Linked DNA regions of Homo sapiens: region 2 is linked to region 1. The links are chromatin loops, found by intact Hi-C in ENCODE. Cell type or tissue: thyroid gland. All regions are shown on one strand. Links, peaks and the distances in the headings refer to the core of each region. The heading gives the core; the rest is flanking DNA.

Region 1 (9,710 bases), core at 764-8,763:
CCTTCCATTTGACAGAAGAGTAAACCAAGGCATGTAGAGATTAAATGACCTCTGCCCAGCCACACCCTGCCCATCTCCCACCAAGATGAGGCGGGAGAGGGGCGAGGAGTTGGGCTGGGGATGGGGGCATGACTGGGGCCAGGACAGAACTCCATCTCCCAGGATACCATGCAAAGGGGGCGTGTAGGGGCTGGGCCTCCGCGTAGGCAGGGCTGTAATTTCTTGGTATTTAAAAAAAAAAAAAAAGGAGCAAAAGGAAAGAGAGAAAGAATCGAAGCCTCAAGCGTCACGTCTAGGAATAGCGCTGGAGTCGGGCCAAGTCATTAGAGACGATGAGTAATCTGGTTAAGTCATTTCTCTAAACACCATTCCTTGTAAGAGAATTAAAATATCAGCTTACATCAGAGGGGGAGAGGCAGGCTCCAGAGGCCCAGGCAGGAGCACGGCCAGGAAGGGGGCACGGCTGTTGCGCTCTGCCACTCAGCCCTGCCCCCGGCGGGGGCTGCATGCGGGGCCCTGCCAGCTGAGCCCTGGGCTTGCGGTGGGGGCTGGCATCCAGCTAGCAGGGGTAGGGGGAGCGGCCCGCCACACCTCCGTTTACCTCATTGTTCAGGGTGCTGGGAGAAGTTCGGGACTGCCTGCTCTTGGGAGAATCGTTGTCCCTCCTGGGGGCAGCTGTTTTGTTTTTTTTTTCTTCAGTGTCTCCCCTCCCTCCTAAGATGTTGAGTTGATATCTCGACAGCTTCAGGTCTACCGTTGGAGTAAAGGGCTGGGGATCGGCCTGGGGACACAGGGAATGGAAAGAGGGGTCCCCAAACCTCTGGAGAGGTGCCGATTTCCCCCTAGACTAACTGGAAAGTGGTGAGGGGTGATGCCTTAATTCCTATTTCCCCCTTTTCCCTTTAGTTGCCCTGTATTTGGAGAACGCAGGGCTGGGAATCTGCCAGACTTATGGAGGCGGTGGTGACTGCCAGCGCCACTTTCCGCATCCTGGGGGCAGGATTATGGTGACCTGGGGAGAGCTGCTGATCATGAAGCTGACCCTTGTGGGAGGCAGTGGTGCAAGTCTGTGGTCCCAGTGACTCCGGAGCTGAGGTGGGAGGGGGATCTCTTGAGCCAGGAGTTCAAGGCTACAGTGAGCTATGATCGCACCAGGGCACTGTAGCCTGGGCGACAGAGCGAGACCCCAACTTAAAAAAAAAAAAGATGCCCTCAGGCTCATTATAATGCCTACCCTCTGAGCCAGGACCCACAATGTGAATTGGGTCTCAGCTGTGAGCAGGACACAGACGTCATCTCACCCTCTGTAGCCCTAAAGAGGCCCGGAGACTTCCTAATGGCCTCCCAGCCATTCCTAGGCCGTGTGGAATCACTCAGGTTTATGGTGGCGGGCCCCAAACACTTGAGGCAGGCTCTCACCACATGCTGACTCCTGCAGCGACAGGCTAGGAGAGGTCCATGCCTCCCTGGGAGCTTCTCAGCCAGTCCAGAGAACAGAAACCTCCCCGGCTCTGGAGTCAGGTGGACTGGTTTGCAATCCGGGTACCCTCCCTTGCAGGTAGTATGACCTGGGATGGGTTATTCACTGTCTCCAACCCTTAGTTTTCCCGTGTGAAATGGCGTTAGCAATACCTAGCTTGCAAGATTACTGTGAGGGTGAGAAATAACATAAGCCTTCAACAACTGGTCATTCTATTGTGGCAGCTACCTGAGAACAGCCTCCTTCGCCGGTGGCATCAGAACTTCTGCAGGGTGGATTCTGCACTCTTCAGGCCTTGCCCTGATGACCTGGGGCTGGGCCCTGAGACCCCACTCCCGATCGGGCTTTCCAGGTCTTTGGGTAGCAGCTGCAAAGCCCTCCCGAGGTTCCTGGTGGGGTCCTAGGCTCTGGCCAGGATGCGGGCATGAAGGGAGGAATTATGGGGGAAGTCAGTGACTCATCTCCAATCTGAGTAGGCCCCACTAACCCCTTCAATACTGGAAGCCCAGGCTTTTGGGGGAGGGACTGCTCTAATTCCTCCTCCCCAGATGAACTCATGGGACTTTGCGAATATGAAAACTAAAGCTTTCAGCCTTGCAATGGCCTGGGGTCAGCTGGCTCCAAGAACCCAGATCCCCCAGAGGTTTCATACTCTTGCTGTGGCTCCCCCACACTGCAGCCCCGACCTGAAGCCCAGGCCCCTGCTTTCATCATCGTGGTATCATCCACCAGGCACCTGCCACAGGCAGGGCTACCCTCCCTGCCTGACATCCCAACTACCTTTGTTGGAAACAGTACCTGGCAGGGAGAACCCAAGGTGAACCCAGGTATACGTGGTTCTGTCTACACCCCAAGAGCTCTCTCATTCTCCCCGCACCTGCTGTGCATCCTTTCTGCTGCTGCACGCCCAGATGTGAGTGTGCAAAGCTGTGTACACACGCCTGTGCATCTATGCATGGGTCTTGCCTGCCAGGAGCCCACAGCTCACACATAGGATCACACAAACATATGTATACACTAACTCACCAGAGAGCCTACAAGAAGCCCCTGAAGCTTTTTCTTCCCCACATCTGGGGCACCCTGGCCTGCCCTGGACTCCTAGAAGAGGACACAGGGTTGTCCAGCCCCCCTCCCTCACCCCAGCTGCCCACCTATGCCATGGTGTCTTCAGCCATGGGGCCTGCCTGAGGGATTCTGCTCTGTTAAAACTGCCTTCGCTCTCTCTGCCTTGGCCTCAGCAGGCTCTTCCAGACCTTCCTGAGTGGTAGTGGCCACGGCTGAAGACAGAGGGCTGCGTGGAGGCTGAAGGCAGAGGGCTGGGCCTTGGGCCTGGGTAAAGACAGCTCTGGACATGGAGGTAGGTTGGCATCCCCCCTCTCTGGCACATACGGCAATATAGCCACACTGGGAGGGCTTTGCCCCAGTGCCTGGTGCTGTTTCTGGAGCTGTGTGTGTGCATGGGCTATACCCTCTGGCCTGGAGGAACCTTCCCGGGCTTGGCAGTTCCCACTGTATTTACCTAGTGAGCTTCTGCTCATCCTTCAAGGGCCCACCTGAGGCAGATACCCAGGGGTCTCAACACACACCTCCAGCAGGGCATGTGCCACATCGTGCTCCTGTGGTCAGCCCCATGCCATTGTGTGACTGGCCAGCAGCTCCCGAGCCTCTCGTCTCCAGCTAGGAGTGGTCTTTACTATCTGCCCACACTACGCTGCTGAAAGGGCCGCAGAACCCCGGCCACTGCTCCTCCAGAAGAGGAAACTGAGGGTCTAAGTGGGAAGGGACTTATCCAAGGTCTCACAGTCGCTTCAAAAGATCTCACAGTTGGTAAAGGAATTGGGAAGGAAGAGGAGGAAGTGAGAGGCCACTGAGGGCAGGTGCACAGTAGGTGCTCAATGAAGATCCACAGAAGGAGAATGAAGGGCACGGAGGAGAGGGAGGAGGAAGAGGCCATGCACCCACCTCCACCCCTATCCCACATCTCCCTCCATCACCAGGCAACATCTGCCCTTTCTTCCCCAGGGGTTAGCGCTTCCTAGTTGTCAAGGGCAGCACATTCTAGATGCTGGGGACTTGACCTCACATGCGGCCCTTCTTGCTGGAGTTTCGCTGGAGTCACACCCTCCCTATGGCTGCAGGCTGGCTGCTCAGGCCACAGCCCCTTTCCTGGTTATCTGTGTTGCTGCTGAATCCTGGCCAGGGGTAGTGAACACAGCCCAGGTCTTGGACTCCAGGACAGCGCCCCCTCAGCTCCCCAAGGAGCTCAGAGGTCCCAAGCCCCTGGCCAGCTTGTCTCAGCTGGAGGGAGGTTCTGGGCATCCTGTAGCTGGACTCTGGGGACTCTGAGGCCTGCCTTGGCTGAGAATCTGTCTTGGCACAGATTCTGTGCCAAAGCGATGGGCAAATTTTTCTCCACAGGAAACCCAAGTACCCCAGTGCAGTTGAACTCTCCGTGCTGTCTCCTATCTATGAAACCGGCTGGCAGGCACAATAACAGCCCTCACGCCTCCGGGTGCAGTTACGGGCATTGGATGAGCTATTTCTTATAAAGGGCTTAGAACTGTGCCCGCTGGCGGGAGGAAGTGCTCCATAAACATTAGCTGGTTTCCACAGCCCTGGGTGAAACAGAAGGCACGGGGTGGGCCCAGGCTGGGGGAGTGGGGACAGGAAACCTGACTTCCAGCTCCAGCCCCAGCTCAGCAGATAGGCCATTTGGTTCTGCAAGGCCCCCACCCCCTTGCCTTCCCTCCTTCTGTACGTGTGTGTCATATTTTGTTGGCTTTGGGGCTTTCTTTTCTTTCTTTCTTTTCTTTTTTTTTTTAAATAAACAAGGGCTGCATGAAACCCCTAATATTCTGGGTAAGTGTTGAAACAGCTCAGAAATCCCCTCCTCCCCTTGTGACTCAGTGGCAGGAGCGATAAGCAGAACTACTGGTGACACTGTGGGAGAGAAATTCTGCAAAATAACAGCTGGGCAGCCCGGGACCCCAGGGAGTTGAAATGGGACCTCGGAGACATCAGGATGTCCTGGAGAGGCACCAAGGCCAGAGGTCCCCCAGGGACCGTGGAGGGGGCATTAAGCCCTGAAAACAGATCATGATGCCCATCCCCCCAGCACAATTAGAAATAAAAACAACCCGGGACAGTTAAATTAGTGTAAGGAAGTCCCTCAAGAGTTTTACTTTTCCCGTAACGGCGATTTTCGATGCTCCTTCGGAAACATCAGATTCTTTCCAAGCGTTATTCTTTTTCTATTTTGGTGCCCGAAGTACTAGCGTGGTGGACCAAGCCCCTACACCAGCCGTGAGCGACCCCTGCGGGCTGCCTGGCCCCTGTGGGCACTGGCTCCGGGGATGCGGCAGGGGGCGGAGGGGGCGACACCGGGCTTGGGGGGCGGGCAGCGGAGGGAGGACTGGGGGTGGGGAGGGGGGAGGGCGGGGAGGGCGCCCAGCGGCGCGGCCGCGCCCCCCACCCCACCCCATTCCACCCCCACCGAGGACCGCGCTGGGGTTTCAGAAAGCGCTTTTCTGGCCCTGCCGCCGGATCTGACTCAAAAAGGGGAGCTGGCTCAAACCGAAAGAATAATTCGGTTAGCCAAAGCGCCGATATTTCCCTGGGGCCCAAATGGCTGCCAGGCAGGGGGCTCCAGGGCCGCAGCCTCGCCGGCCCCTCGGGCCCCGCCGAAAGCCCCGGGCCCCATCCATCTTCGCCACCGAAAGGGGCAGGAAGAGCAGCTGAGAGGAGGGCGCCTCCTCCAGCCCCGCAGGCTCTGCTGCCGGACCGTCGTGTCCCTCCCGAGGCCTTCCCCTGCCTGTCCCAGCGGGCCCTGCTCTCTCGGGTTCTCAGGACGTTGGGCAGACCCCTTAGGCCTCTTTTCTAGCAGCACGCACATTCCTGCACACCTCCGCATGTGAAGTTTTTCTGGAAGTATCATGTGGACACTTTTGGAGGCCTACACCCACTCTTAGAGGTGTCTGGCGTCCCATTGCAGGGGCGTTCCGTCTTTTGAAGTTGAAGAATTGTCTTGGACCATACGTAAAATACACTAACACTACCGACAGCCGGTGAGCTAAAAGAAAAAATCGCGAAAATACCTCAGTGTTCTAAGAAAGCTTTATGAATTTGGGCCGCATTCAAAACCTTCCTCAGTCACATGCCGCCCTTGGGCCACGCGTTGGACAAGCTTGCATCCTAGAGACCAATGCGAAATTAACTCGAAAAGAAAGAACCGCTCGGGCCGATTCAACACCCCTGTCACCTATCCTCACCCACGATTTCACTCCCAGGCCCCTTGGCCTGGCGGCGCTTGCCCTTTGGCCAGCGTCCTAGAGGTCACAGTGAGGCCCAAATGAACGGGGTTTTACCGAACCGACATGCCCAGGAGAGAAACATGGATCTATACAGAGAGGCTAATCATTTGTTTCAAGCTGAATTGCCAGGGTGGAGTGGGTGGGGTGGGCCCAGGGGCTCCCCTCCGCTCCCCCCGCAACCCCTGTGTCCAGTCTGAGGTGCCTGTATGCATTCTCTTCAGGTCCCCACCTTCAGTCTGAAGCAGGGAGCCGGGCTTTGCAGGTGCAGAAGCTCTCTGGCTCTGGGAGCCTGCTGGACTCAAGTTCATTCTGACCTCAGGACAGGTGTGGGCAGGAGATGCTGACGGCTGGTTTTCCTGGGCCGCCCAGAACACCTGGCCTCTCAGCTGTCTCAGCACAAAATTCGCCCTGTAAGCAGGACCCTCCTGAGCTCCCAGAAGGGCCAGGCACATAGCTGCTGTCACCGGTAACAGTCCTGCAGACAGCGAGACGGCTGTGACACAGTGCTGCACACAAAGCCTGGCTGCTGCCCGCCATATGCAAGGACAGGCACCAAACACAGCCTAGGTCAGGGACCTGCGGGGTCAGCTGAGCGTGTGAGGAGGACTCAGGTGCCTGCAATCCCTGCCTCCCTGCCACAGCGTGATGCTACAGGGTGGCCCGGCAGGACTGGGTCATTACAGCTCCTGACCTACCAGAGGACCTAGTGTCACCCCCCACTCAGTTGTCACATTGCTGGGGAGTCTGAAGAGGGGGAAGGCACCAGGGTGGTCCCAGCCATGCTGGGACTTGGAGCAGTCCCTAGTACTGACACTGAAGTATGTCAATATCACAATAAGTGGCTTAGAGGGGGTGGCATTGACTGTTAATCCCAAGGGATGAAGGGAATACCTCGCTCCTGGAAGAAAGCTGGGAGCATCTCTCTGTTTTTTTTTTTTTTTTTTTTTTGAGACAGGGTCAGTCTGAAGTGCAGTGGTGCAATCTCAGCTCACTGCAGCCTTGGACTCCTAGGCTTAGGTGATTCTCGCACTTCAGCCTCCCAGGCAGCCACGACCATAGGCATGCACCACCATGCCTGTCTAATCTTTTAAAAAATTTTATGGAGGTGGGATCTTGCTATGTTGCCCAGACTGGTCTTGAACTCCTGGGCTCAAGTGATCCACCCACTTTGGCCTCCCAAAGTGCTGGGATTATAGGCGTGAGCCACTGCACCAGGCTACATCTCCATTTTAAGATGCTGAGTGGGCACTTGGAGGAAGGACAAGAAGCAGAGTGGGTCCTGCTATATTGTGTACATTCTGGAAGTCCTCACTGCCCTGGTACCCAGACTTAGGTCTGTCACTCAGGAGTGGCAAGGGCTGCCCTAGGTCTGGCCCAGAAGTCCTCTGAGCTCCTGCTTAGAGTGCCATAGTGCCATGCCAGTGGTATGGAGGGGCTTGAGCACACTCGGGCTTATGCACACATGTGTCCCGTGGACTGTCTGGGTGCGTCTCCATGTGGGAGAGCATTCTGCCTTCTTGCATGGCAGCAAAGCTTTCGTAGGAACTCTAACCCTGTTGAAGGGAAGTAGGGAAATGAGGAGTGTCTGAGACACCAGGCTGCCTGCTCAGTCTTTCAGAGGTAGGAGAGAAGCCTGCAGAGGTCTCAGGGCTCACTTCCGCTTCCCATGAAGGCTCCCACCTGGGATCCCCAAGGTCCAAGAGCCCTCTGGAGGGAGGACCTCTCCTAAAGGGCGGCAGCCTGGGATCATCAACCAGTCCATGAAATTTCCCTCCGAGCCCTTTACAGTTCACTGTGCCCTGATTTTACAGATGGGAAAACCAAGGCCCAGAGAGGGAAAGTGGTGTGCTCAAAGCCACACTGTGGATCAGGGGCGGGGCACGGTCTGGTGCCTGCCAGCGTCCTGCGTTTCTTCCCACACTGCAGTCAGGAGAGGGAGGTGGCCGGGCAACCCTGGATCTGCTGCCCTCGGGCAGTTAGGGGTGGGGAGGGAACTCCAATGGATGCTGTGCCCCTAGCAGCAGTGGCTGCTTCACATCCCGTCCTTGGCCAGTTGTTTTGAACAAGGTATGTTTTGCTAACTTTTTACCTGGGGATCTCCAAGCATGCGATGAATTCGGAGAATATGGTTGCTGGTTTCTGCACATTTTTTTCCCCTGTAGTCTGGCCTGTTTATCACGAGCTCTGCTAATCAGAATATTCAAGTGCATGCACATACACAGGCATACACGATGTGCAGGACGTTCTGGGGAATTTACTTTTCTGGGTAACTGAGGGTTAACTGGAAACCTGTGTTCTTATGCCTTATTGAAAATTTTTCTACAAATGATGAGCATTTCCCCAACTTAGTATTTTGAAAAGTTCCACCACTTTCTAAATATGTGACCTTGGTTGAGTTACCTAACCTCAGTAACCTCAGTTTCCTTATCTGTAAAATGTGCAGAGCAATGCCTCTCTAGGTAATGAAAGGAACTAGAAATAAAAGCAGTGCATAGCATACCGTGTGTGCTTTAGAAATGGAGCCATTGCTACTGCTATTAGGACTCTTATTACCTGGTCAAAGGATCGGGAGAGTCGACTGAGGATCTTTGTGGGGATTTGGGACTCGGGTTTGGATGCCGTTGCACATCTGGCATCCATCTGCAGTTTCTGTCCCAATTAAGTCCTCCCAAGGAGATAGTTTTCTTATGATTTGCTGCTTTCTCATAAAAGCCGCTGCAGCCGTGGGAGCTGCATGCAATGAACCAAGGACCTTTGGTCTGGAGCCCATACGTTCTCTTTGAGTTTGTTGTGCCTCCTCTGGGAAAGGGCCAGGGGATGAAGGGCAGGGCCTGGGCTCAGCCTTCCTGGGATTCTGTTCCACCCCACTCTGTGTCACGCATGCACCCTGCACACAGCTCAGGACCCACTCCCTTGCCAGAGGGCACGCCAGGAAAAAGACAGGGAAAGGGGCACCCCGGCCACTGAGAAGGCAGGAAGGGCACCCTGGGCTGGGGGAGAGCAGGACAGGCTCTGGATCCCCAGCAACTACAGGGAGATTGGGATAGCTGGGGAGGGGTCTGGGTCTTAGTCTTGGCCTGGTGCATTCTAGGAAACCCTTTCTTCCTTCCCTTCCTTCCTTCCTTCCTGCCTGCCTGCCTGCCTGCCTGCCTGCCTTCCTTCCTTCCTTCCCTCCATCCCTCCCTCCCTCCCTCCCTCCCTTTCCTTCCTTCCCTTTCATTCCTTCCTTCCTTTTTTTTTTTTTTTGATGGAGTCTCACTCTGTTGTCCAGGCTGGAGTGCAGTGGTGCTATCTTGGCTCGCTGCAGCCTCTGCCTCCTGGGTTCAAGCGATCCTCGTGCCTCAGCCTCCTGAGTAGCTGCCACTGCAGAAGCATGCGCCACCACACTCAGCTAATTTCTTTTTTTTTTTTTTTGGTATATTTTTAGTAGAGATGGGGTTTTACCATGTTGGCCAGGCTGGTCTCAAACTCCTGACCTCAAGTGATCGGCCCACCTTGGCCTCCCAAAGTGCTGGGATTACAGCTGTGAGCCACTGCGCCTGGTCCAAGAGGCAGCCTTTTCTGACCCACCCCCAGATAGATCCAGATTGAAGAGTTGAGGAGCTGCCTGGAAGTGGGGAGCCCACGGGACTCCCAGCTCCATGAAACTGCTCCTGCTGGCTGTGGAGGGGGAGGAAGCAGCCACAGATGGGGAGGGTGGCAACCAGGCACCTACCCCTGCAGGGCCGCTGCCTTGCCCCCACAGGTGTAGCACTATCCGCCCAGGGATGAGGCCTGGGTGCCTGCTGGTGCCCTGTGTCAGAGGTACAGTCCTGTGAAAGGGCATGGAGTTCAGAGTCAGATCAACCCCAGCCCTGTCCCTTACTGGATGGCCTTGGGCAGCCCACTTAGATCTCTGGGCCTCACTCTCCTTACCTGTA
Region 2 (9,710 bases), core at 572-8,571, 270 kb before region 1:
GTTTCTCAGGAAACTGGCCATTCTATGATGAGGTTGTGGTATTCCCATGCAAGAACAGGAAATATTTTAGAGGATCATTAGAGGATCAAGTGCAAGTATCTAATGAGTAACATCTCTGATTAAGTTCTAGGAAAAGCAGAAATACTAGGGGTATTACTTAATACTTCACATAGCTATCTGAATGATGGAATGCTTTTAATTAATGCTAACACTCTAGAAACAGGAACTGAATTTTATTTTTAAAATAAACAATTTATTTTCTTTTTCAACTGAATTTATTTTATTATTATTATTTTTTAAAGGGTCTTGCTATGTTACCTCGGCTGGTTTGAAACTCCTGGGCTCAAGCGATCCTCCTGCCTCAGCCTCCCAAAGTGCTAGGATTACAGGAATGAGCCACCAAGCCTGGCCAAGAGACTGAATTTAAAACCAACACAAATTAGTGACATGGGCAGAGTGCGGTGGCTCACACCCGTAATCCCAGCACTTTGGGAGGCTGAGGCGGGCGGATCACCTAACATCAGGAGTTCAAGACCAGCCTGGCCAATATGGCAAAACCCTGTTTCTACTAAAAATACAAAATTTGGCCAGGCACGGTGGCTCACGCCTGTAATCCCAGCACGTTGGGAGGCCGAGGCGGGTGGATCACGAGGTCAGGAGTTCAAGACCAGCCTGGCCAACATGGTGAAACTCCGTCTCTACTAAAGATACAAAAAATTAGCCAAGGGTGGTGGTGCATGCCTGTAATCCCAGCTACTCAGGAGGCTGAGGCAGGAAAGTCACTTGAACCTGGGAGGTGGAGGTTGCAGTGAGCTGAAATCGCGCCATTGCACTCCAGCCTGGGCGACAGGGTCAAGACTCCATCTCAAAAAAAAAAAAATACAAAACTTAGCTGGGGGTTCCTGGCGCACGCCTGTAGTCCCAGCTACTCGGGAAGCTGAGGCAGGAGAATCACTTGAACCCGGGAAGTGGAGGTTGCAGGGAGCCAAGATCGCACCACTGCACTCCAGCCTGGGCGTCGCAGCAAGACTCCATCTCAAAAAAAAAAAAAAAAAAAAATTAGTGACGTGACCTATTAAGATTAGAGGTCCGGCCAGGTGCAGTGGTTCATGCCTGTAATCCCAGTGCTTTGAGAGGCTGAGGTGGGGGAAGTCTAGGAGTTTGAGACCAGCCTGGACAACATAGTGAGACCCCCATCTCTACAAAAAGTTAAAAAAAAAATTGCCCAGCATGGTGGCACCTGCCTGTAGTCCCAGCTACTTGGGAGGCTGAGGTGGGAGGGTCACTTGAGCCCATGAGGTTGAGGCTGCAGTGAGCTATGATTGCACCACTGCTCTCCAGCCTAGGTGACAGAGAAAGAACGTGTCTCTTAAAACAAACAAACAAAAAAACAGAGGTCCTAGAAAAAATTCACCAAAATCCATTTTGTCTCTGAGAGATGAAATTATGATACTTTTTAATTTTTTCAAGACTTTTTTCTATTTTCCCAATAAGCTACCTTACTTTTATGAGTAAAGCAAAAAATAAATAAAACAAAAACTGCAAGGTTTTTTTTTTTTTAGACAGAGTTTCGCTCTTGTTGCCCAGGCTAGAGCGCAATGGCACGATCTCAGCTCACTGCAACCTCCGCCTCCTGGGTTCAAGCGATTCTCTTGCCTCAGCCTCCCAAGTAGCTGGGATTACAGGCACCTGCCACCACGCCCGGCTAATTTTTGTATTTTTAGTAGAGATGGGGTTTCACCATGTTGGCCAAGGCTGGTCTCGAACTCCCGACCTCAGGCAATCCACGCACCTCGGCCTCCCAAAGTGTTGGGATTACAGGCATGAGCCACCGCGCACGGCCAACTGCAAGGTTTTGACCTGGTAATTTCATTGTTGAAAGGATATCCTAAGGACATAACCTTAAACACAGGGAAAGTTTTTTGCTTTTTTGCATAAAAAAGTTTATATCATGGTATTGTTTATAATAAAGACCCCCATGAATATGCATAAAGCGTAAAGTGGAGAATTAATCAATGAGGGCACACCTGCTCTCAGGATTCAAACCACAGGTGCATCACCTCCCGGCCATCCATGAAACCAGAGCAAGCCCAGAGGAGGGGAGGGAGGCTGAGGTCACACTGGGGAGGTTTGAAAGGGACAGGGAGTAACTGCTTCTAAGTCACCTTTTCATCTACTTATTTATTTATTAAACAGAGGGTCAAAATAGCAGAGTATACCTTGGAACAGTTCAGATGGAAGAAGGCCCAGCTGTACAAATGTAAAATGGATATCCCCGGGCTGAGGTGACGGGTTTTTAGGGCAGTTGGGGTGTGAGGAGCTGAAAGATGCTGGTGCTGCTCCTGATGGGCACAGGCCACACCTGATGAGACCAGCACCGTCCTGTGCCCTCTGCGGCCTGGTTGCACACGGGAATCCCAGCAAGCCTCAAGCTGAATGAGTCTGACCCTATTCCCACCGACTCCCCGGACAGGCATCAGGAGCATGACACATCCAAGGCCAGAAGCAGCATATGGCACTGGCCTTTCCTGAAAGACTTTCTGGTTGGAACACCACATTTTCATTGTAATCAGGAAAAAACAGAAATAATAATAATTGAGCTCTAACTCAACATTTTACATGAATTCTCTCACGTACTCTCCTGATAACTCTTATGAAGGGGGTACACGCATTGTTCCCATTTCACAGAGGGGAAAGCAGAAACAAAGACTATCATTTAGCCAGCAACTGTGGAGGTGGCTCTTGACTAGGCAGTCTGACCCGGGGCCATGCCCCTCATGGCCTCGCAGTTGCCTACTGGGCCAGCAGCTGAACGGGAAGCAAAGCTTGTGAAGAAAATCGGAAAGTCTTTTAGAGAAAGCTGATGAGATGACAAGTCACCCTGACACGGTGTGTGGGTGGCCTGGAGCAGGAAGTGCTTACCCGCTGGGGTGCGTCTCCTCTTGGCCGTGGAGGGCAGCAGGCTGGCCGGTGCTCACTTGGCTGGGCCAGGAGCAACCCTCCACTCCCAGCCTATCCTCTGGGTGTGCATGTGTGTGTGTCTGTGGTTGTGTTTCTGTGTGTATGTGTCTATGGATGTGTGTTTCAGTGTGTGGTATCTGTGTGTGTGTGTGTCTATGGGTGTATCTGTGTGTGTCTGTGTGTGGTATCTGTGTGTCTCTGTGTTTGTGTGTCTATGGGTGTATCTGTGTATATATACCTGTGTGTCTGTGTGTCTATGGATGTGTATCTGTGTGTGTCTGTGTGTGTGCCTATGGGTGGGTGCTTCTGTGTGTGTGTGTGTCCATGGGTGTGTGTCTGTGTGTGTCTCTTTGTGTGTGTGCCTATGGGTGTGTGCCTATGGGTGTGTGTTTGTGTGTCTATGAGTGGTGTATCTATGTGTGTATGTGTATCCTGGTGTGTCTACGGGTGTTTCTCTGTGTATGCCTCTGTGGCATCTGTGTGTCTATGGGTGTATCTGCATGTGTGTTTCTGTGTGTGATATCTCTGTCTATGGGTGTCTGTAGTATCTCTGTCTGTGTGTGTGTCTGGGTGTGTGGTCTCTGGGTGTGTGTGGTCTCTGCATGTGTGTGGTCTCTCTGCGTGTGTGTGGTCTCTCTGCGTGTGGTCTCTGTGTGTGTGTGTGTGTGGTCTCTCTGCATGTGTGTGGTCTCTCTGCGTGTGGTCTCTGTGTGTGGTCTCTGTGTGTGTGGTCTCTCTGTGTGTGTGCTATCTCTGTGTGTGGTCTCTGTGTGTGTGTGGTCTCTCTGTGTGTGTGCTATCTCTGTGTGTGGTCTCTCTCTGTGTGTGGTCTCTGTGTGTGTGTGGTCTCTCTCTGTGTGTGCGGTCTCTCTGCATGTGGTCTCTCACTGTGTGTGTCTCTGCGTGTATCTATGGCTATGTGTATCTGTATGTGTATCTCTCTGTGTGTCTCTGTGTGTATGTGTCTATGAGTGTGTGATCTCAAGCACCAAGAGATCTTTGGGGGCCCCTTCTAGAGCTGAGGCAGCAAAGCTGCCTAGAAATTGGGCCCCAGCCAAGCAGAGCCACTGAGGTCTGGCGGCCCACATTGAGCAGGCGGGGGTCCGGGTCCATGTGGGGAGGTTAATGCAGCTGCAGTGTGCAGGCACAGGCAGCAGGTGGCAGCGTGACCCTCAGCTGTGCCACGTTACCTGTGAGCCAGCAGAGCAGGGAGTTCCGCTTGCCAGGCGGACACCCGACCTGGACTGAAGGCACTGGAGCAAAAGAGAAGGTCAGTGATGGGCGCAGTCAGGAGACAGGACACGGAACCACAGGCACAGGACAGAGGCAGACCTGACGGGGCCAGGCTGCTTTGGGCAGAGATGGGCCCAGTGGAGAAAGGGACATGGCTCTGCTGGGAAGGGTGCTCAGGGCACAGCGGTGAGCCCTGTGCGGAGACAGGCAGAAGCTGGCTGAGTGTGCCCAGTCATCTCCCCTCTCTTCTGGCCACACCAAGTGGGAACAGAGAGACTATGGGTCAACGGACAGAGCCTGGGCCCTAACCGGGCCTCTGAGGCTTCACTGCACAAACAGTGCCTGGGGGAAGCCTCCCGTGCCTGCCCGCCCTTCTGAATGAGATTTCCTCAAACTGAACAGAGAACAGCTGCTCTTGGAGGCACAGGAAGTCATCCCCAGGCCTGAGGCATCTGATAGGGTTAACCTGCTCAGAGCCCCGCTCTGGGGCCCTGTCTGTCCCCTGCCCAGGGAGCCTGCCATGCCCCACTCATCTGGTGGAGGGGCCGAGGACATGGTGGATAAGCCAAGCTGGGTGTCAGTATTCATGGGTGCCCTACCCCCGTTCCCCCTCGGGGTCCTTTTTGTCAAAGGACAGTGAGAGGCACAGCACAGAGGTTCTCTGGGAGCTGCAGCTCGTACCCCACTGGCGTGGCCTGTTCTCCAGCACCAAAGTGGACTTTCTCTCTCTACCCTGCAGCAACCTCGCCCCAGGACCGAAGCCTGGAGAGGAGCGAGGAGATGAGCTGGCGAGACCTGGGCCTGCGGGGCCTTGTCTGTGGGGCTCTGCGGGGAAAGCCTGAGCCACTCAGCACAGGAGAGGGCACTGGGGCGGCCAGAGTGGCGCATCCCCGGACCTTCCATAACACCTCTCGGAGGGTGCCCAGTCTCCCTTCTGTCTGTCCCCAAGGCCCTTTATTCCATCGGAGCTGACCTCTAACCAAAACCCAGTAGCCGCGTCCTCCGAAAAGCCAAACCCATCTGCAGCCTGCCCTGGCAAACAGGCCCTGGCCTGGCTCCTGACCCCAGTCACTTTGGATGCTCAGACTCCCCTCCTGTCCTCAGGAGCAGGGCCCTGGGCCTTCCTCCCCACAGGCCTCCTCTCCAAGCAGGCTGGTCTCCTCACAACCTCTGGACATGCCCTCCGCTGCCTCCAGGCCTTTACTCTAAAATCCCTCACTCCTCTTTTCCCCTCCAGCTTCTGGACCCCATCCAAAGTGGCAGCTCCCTCTGCTCTTCCACACCACCCGCTCCAGGCCCTGGCGGCTCCCGCCTCACCAGCCTCCCTCTGCCCCAGCCAGCTGGCTATGAGCTCTCGGGCCCATGCTCAGTTCTGGTGTCGGTCCATGGCTCCCCAGCTGCAGGGGGGCCAAAGGGCAGCAAAGACCATGCCCAACAACTCACCGGAGGGGACCGAGGTCAGGGCCATAGTCCCATAGTAGGAGAAGGCGCCCGTCTCAAACTTCATGTTCTCCTTCCCTGCCTCCACCTCCACCTTCCCCTGAAAAAACACAGGGCTGGAGTTAGAGACCAAGTGAGGGAGGAAACAAAGGATGAGGCAGGATGGGGAGTGAGGAACAAGGGACAGTGGGGCAGGAGGAAGGGCCGGTACTGGAGCCCTGGAGAGCTCAGGGGCCTGACCTGTGAGATCAAGAGTGGCCTCTCAGGGAGAGGATGGCCACGTGGGGCAGGCGGGGCTCAAGGGCAGGCAGCAGGCTCCCCAGGCAGGGAAGCCATGCACCTCCGCAGCAGGTGGGAGAGAGGGCCTGGGGGTTGCTGCAGTGCCAGGGGGAGCAGGTGGCAGGCCCAGGGCTGAGCGGGCTCACCTGCAGGATGAGGATGAAGTAGTCGGCCGGCTTATTTCGGGTGTACAGGTAATGGCGGGCGTAGTACTTATTGTGCTCGTCAAACTTGAGTTCCTGAATGACATCTGGGTACTTGAGTAGCCGCAGCAGGATCTTCTCTGATATCAGGGAGGGGCTAAACTGAGAGACCTCTGTAGGAGGAGAGAGAAGAGACCTCACACGGGGCTGGCCAGGTGGCCCTAAAGCTCGATCACTGCTGTGCCTCCACCCCAACCACAGCAGCCACGCTGTGCTCAGACGACTCCCGCCCTGCTCGGCCGGCCCTCGTTCTGCACCTCCCTGGGGAGGGAGCACGCTTGGCTTCTGACTGGTTGGATACAAGGCTGCCTGCCTGCCTGGGCTTGAACAGTGGCTCCTGCAAGAACAGCACATGACCTTGGGCAAATTACTTAACCTGCATCTCAGTTTCCTCATCTGTAATATGGGGGTAAAAGCTTCACAGGGTGGTTGTGAGGGTGAATGGGATAGCACATGGACAGCACTTAGTATATATGTGCTGTCCATATATACTAAAATATATAGACTATAATTATTGCATCAGCATCAATATCCCACAGGAAAAATAATGGAGAGGGAATTGCCACCCCTTTAGCAAGTAAGGGGTGGGAAGGAAGATGAATTGGGCCAGGGGAAGAGGGGGACAGAGCGGGCAGAGCAGAACCTGTCACCCAAGTCCCCAGTGGAGCTTTGAATCAGGGCTGAAAAGAGAGAAATGTCTCTGAACTAGAAGTGAATTCCTGCGGGAACCAGCACACGTCTGCAAAGGGGAGAGCTGGAGAGTAAGAGCAGAGCTGGATGCAAGCTCCTCAGAGTGGGTGAGCACACGAGGGGTCCAGCCACACCCAGCAGGCCTGCAGAAGGGGAAGCGTCCCTTCTCCTTCCCATTCCACAAGCCCTGATGGGCCTGGCCAGCCTAGGGGCCCACCTCAGTGGTTATTTTCTTTTTTGTTATTTTTGAGACAGAATCTTGTTCTGTGGCCCAGGCTGAGTGCAGTGGTGCATTCACAACTTACTGCAGCTTCAAACTCCTGGGCTCAAGCGGTCCTCCCACATCAGCCTCCTGAGTAGCTGGGACCACAGACATGCAACTGTCCCACCTCATAGCCTCCCAAGTAGCTGGGACTACAGGAGGGCACCACCATGCCTGGCTTTTGTATTTTTTGTAGAGATGGGGTCTCGCCATGTTGCTCAGGCTGGTCTCGAACTCCTGGGCTCATGCAATCCTCCTGCCTCGGCCTCCCAAAGTGCTGGGATTACAGGTATAAGCCATAGTGCCTAGTCATTATTTCCCAAACTATTAAATATAGTAACTTGGATGCTTCCTAGAAGTTTGCAGTAGCCGCCCATTAATGGCAAATGAATCGCAGGGAGATCCCCAGGGGTGGAGCAGATACCCGGCCCCTTCCAGGGGTGGCTGTGTTGTCTCTGCACCCCTCACCTGCTGCAGCCCTCGTCCTATGGGGGGAAAGCAGCCGGAAACCCAGGACTTCTCCCCCGTGACCGTATTTCCACCAAGACCGGAAGGTCCTCCTCATGCTACCTGTGGCTAGGAAGCGATGAGCGGCCAGGAGGAGCTGCGGGGAGATTTTCACTTTGAGCTCATTGTCCGCATCCTTGAAGGCAGAGAAGTCACGCTTGTTCTTCTCAGACACCCGCTTCCGGCTTCGGTTGTCAGCTGCCGGAAGAAGAGCGTGGAATTGAGAACACAGACCCCTGAGGACTTAGGAAGAGACTGGAACCCGCCCCGCAGCTCCTGCTCTCCAGCCCCTAGTCCCACGCAGGAGCAGCAGGCTCTGGCTGGCAGGGTCCTGGGCTGACGCCGAGGCACAAAGGCCGAGGGTGAAGGCAGCCTCCGGGCACTGCTCTCAGCAACCTGCTCCCTGCTCACCCCGGCCAGTGCAGGGCACCCAGCCACTGGGCCTCTGGATGCTAGGCCTCCTGTGTCCCTGCACTATGGCCCTTCCAGCTAGGGACACCAAGTTTCGATCCAAGCAGGAAAGGGGTCCTGGGCCCTGTGGAAGGCTGGACTCACTGTACATGTCGGACTCGTCCAGGATCTCCGACTTGATGATCTCCTCGATCACGTCCTCCAGGGTGACCAGGCCCAGGACCTCGTAGAAGGGGTCACCCTCACCCTCGTTGTTTACCTTCTGCACGATGGCCAGGTGGGACTTCCCTGTGGGACAATGCAGCAAGTCAGACAAGAGCCCAGAGGCCAGTCATGAGACTCCCTCAACCAAAACATTAACTCTAGACGTAGGGTCATAAGTCACCAGGATGGGGTCATGGTGGTTTTTATCTTTTCCATCTTTCCTGACGTTTCTACTGCAAACAGACATTGCTTTTATGAAAAGGAAAACTAAAAGTAATTTTTAAAAGCATGTCGTTAAGGACCACTTTTTTGTTTTTCTCTGTTTTTGTGGAGGAAGGACAGGGTCTAGCTCTGTTACCCAGGCTGGAGTGCAGTGGCGCAATCATAGCTCACTGCAGCCGCCAACTTCTGGGCTCAAGAGATCCTCCCACCTCAGCCTCCCGAGTAGCTGAGACCACAGGTGTGCTCCACCATGCCTGGCTAACTCTTTTATTTTTTGTAGAGATGGATCTCGCTATGTTGCTCAAGCTGGTCTCAAACTCCTGGGCTCAAGCAGTCCTCCCATCTCAGCCTCCCAAAGTGCTGGGAATACAGGAATGAGCCACCACGCCAGGCCAGGACTACTTGTTTAAATCGGATAAAAATGGCAATGCTGGGAGCAATGGCTCACATCTGTAATCCCAGCACCTTGGACGGGCTGAAGCGGGCAGATTGCTTGAGGCCAGGAGTTTGAGACCAGCCTGGCCAACACGGTAAAACCCCATCTCTACTAAAAATACAAAAATCAGCTAGGTGTGGTAGTACACACCTGTAGTCCCAGCTACTCGGAAGGCTGAGGCAGGAGAATTGCTTGAACCCGGGAGGCAGAGGTTGCAGTGAGCCGAGATCACGCCACTGCACTCCAGCCTGGGCAACAGAGCAAGACTCTGTCTCAAAAAAAAAAAAAAAAAAAAAAAAAAAAAAAGACCCTGTCTGGTATCACTTATCAGGGGCTTCTGGAACTCTTGGGGAGGGGAAAGACCCAAACTGACAAGGGCACAGAGAGGCCGAGCACTGTGATTAGGTGGGGCAGAGACTACAATTAGAGAGGGGCCACCCCCTCAACCCAAAGTGAGGGAAGGAGGCTGGCATGGGGCAGGACCCTCCACAGAAACCCTGTGGGGTGGTGGGTCTTCCCAGACCCCTTTTTGAAGGCCACACCCTGTTCTTATGGCCCCAGCCCCATGAGTGGCAAGAGGGTCCAGCCAAGAAGGGCTAGGTCCACAGTCTAGGTGGAATGAGTCCTGTGTGCCATACCCCACTCGCAGGAACACAGGTTTGGAGCAGCCTAGGAAGAAAGGCCCCCGGAAATCTGGGAAGGTCAAGTCAGGGTCTTCTGCATGGCTTCCCCTTCACAATCCAAGGGCCTCGCTCTAGGGACTAAAGAACTCATCCTAAATACCCTCGGTGGAGGATGTTTTCCAGGTCTTTAAGGCCACAGAAAATCCCCCAGCCCAAGATGGGCTGTTAAGAACTTCTAA

What was found. Peaks named below come from ENCODE experiments on the same cell type or tissue, not always from the same donor. Only the 100,000 strongest peaks of a DNase experiment are listed, where the experiment ranks them.
Region 2: it touches region 1 in a loop (2.9-fold over the local background); 11 of 110 quality-filtered maps call a loop at or near these places.

The regions. Positions count from the first base shown.
Region 1 is chr2:96,522,861-96,532,570 of GRCh38, reverse strand. It overlaps LOC105373496 (a long non-coding RNA gene), which reads left to right and starts at 265. Exons shown (of 3, transcript NR_135564.1): 1 at 265-344; 2 at 2,722-2,837; 3 at 4,388-4,631. RefSeq lists enhancers at 222-271, 1-769, 770-1,561, 3,772-3,921, 7,704-8,223 and silencers at 472-551, 4,782-4,881, 5,032-5,371. In thyroid gland, for the core only: a CTCF peak has its summit at 4,816 (motif pointing left); a DNase peak (open chromatin) is centred at 4,052; H3K4me3 peaks cover 1,129 bases; H3K27ac peaks cover 2,612 bases.
Region 2 is chr2:96,795,576-96,805,285 of GRCh38, reverse strand. It overlaps CNNM4 (cyclin and CBS domain divalent metal cation transport mediator 4), which reads right to left. Exons shown (of 7, transcript NM_020184.4): 2 at 8,131-8,274; 3 at 7,639-7,773; 4 at 6,060-6,229; 5 at 5,638-5,734. It overlaps MIR3127 (microRNA 3127), which reads right to left and starts at 7,008; the gene lies at 6,933-7,008. RefSeq lists enhancers at 2,834-2,883, 3,926-4,005, 4,246-4,575. In thyroid gland, for the core only: a CTCF peak has its summit at 4,110 (motif pointing right); a DNase peak (open chromatin) is centred at 4,135.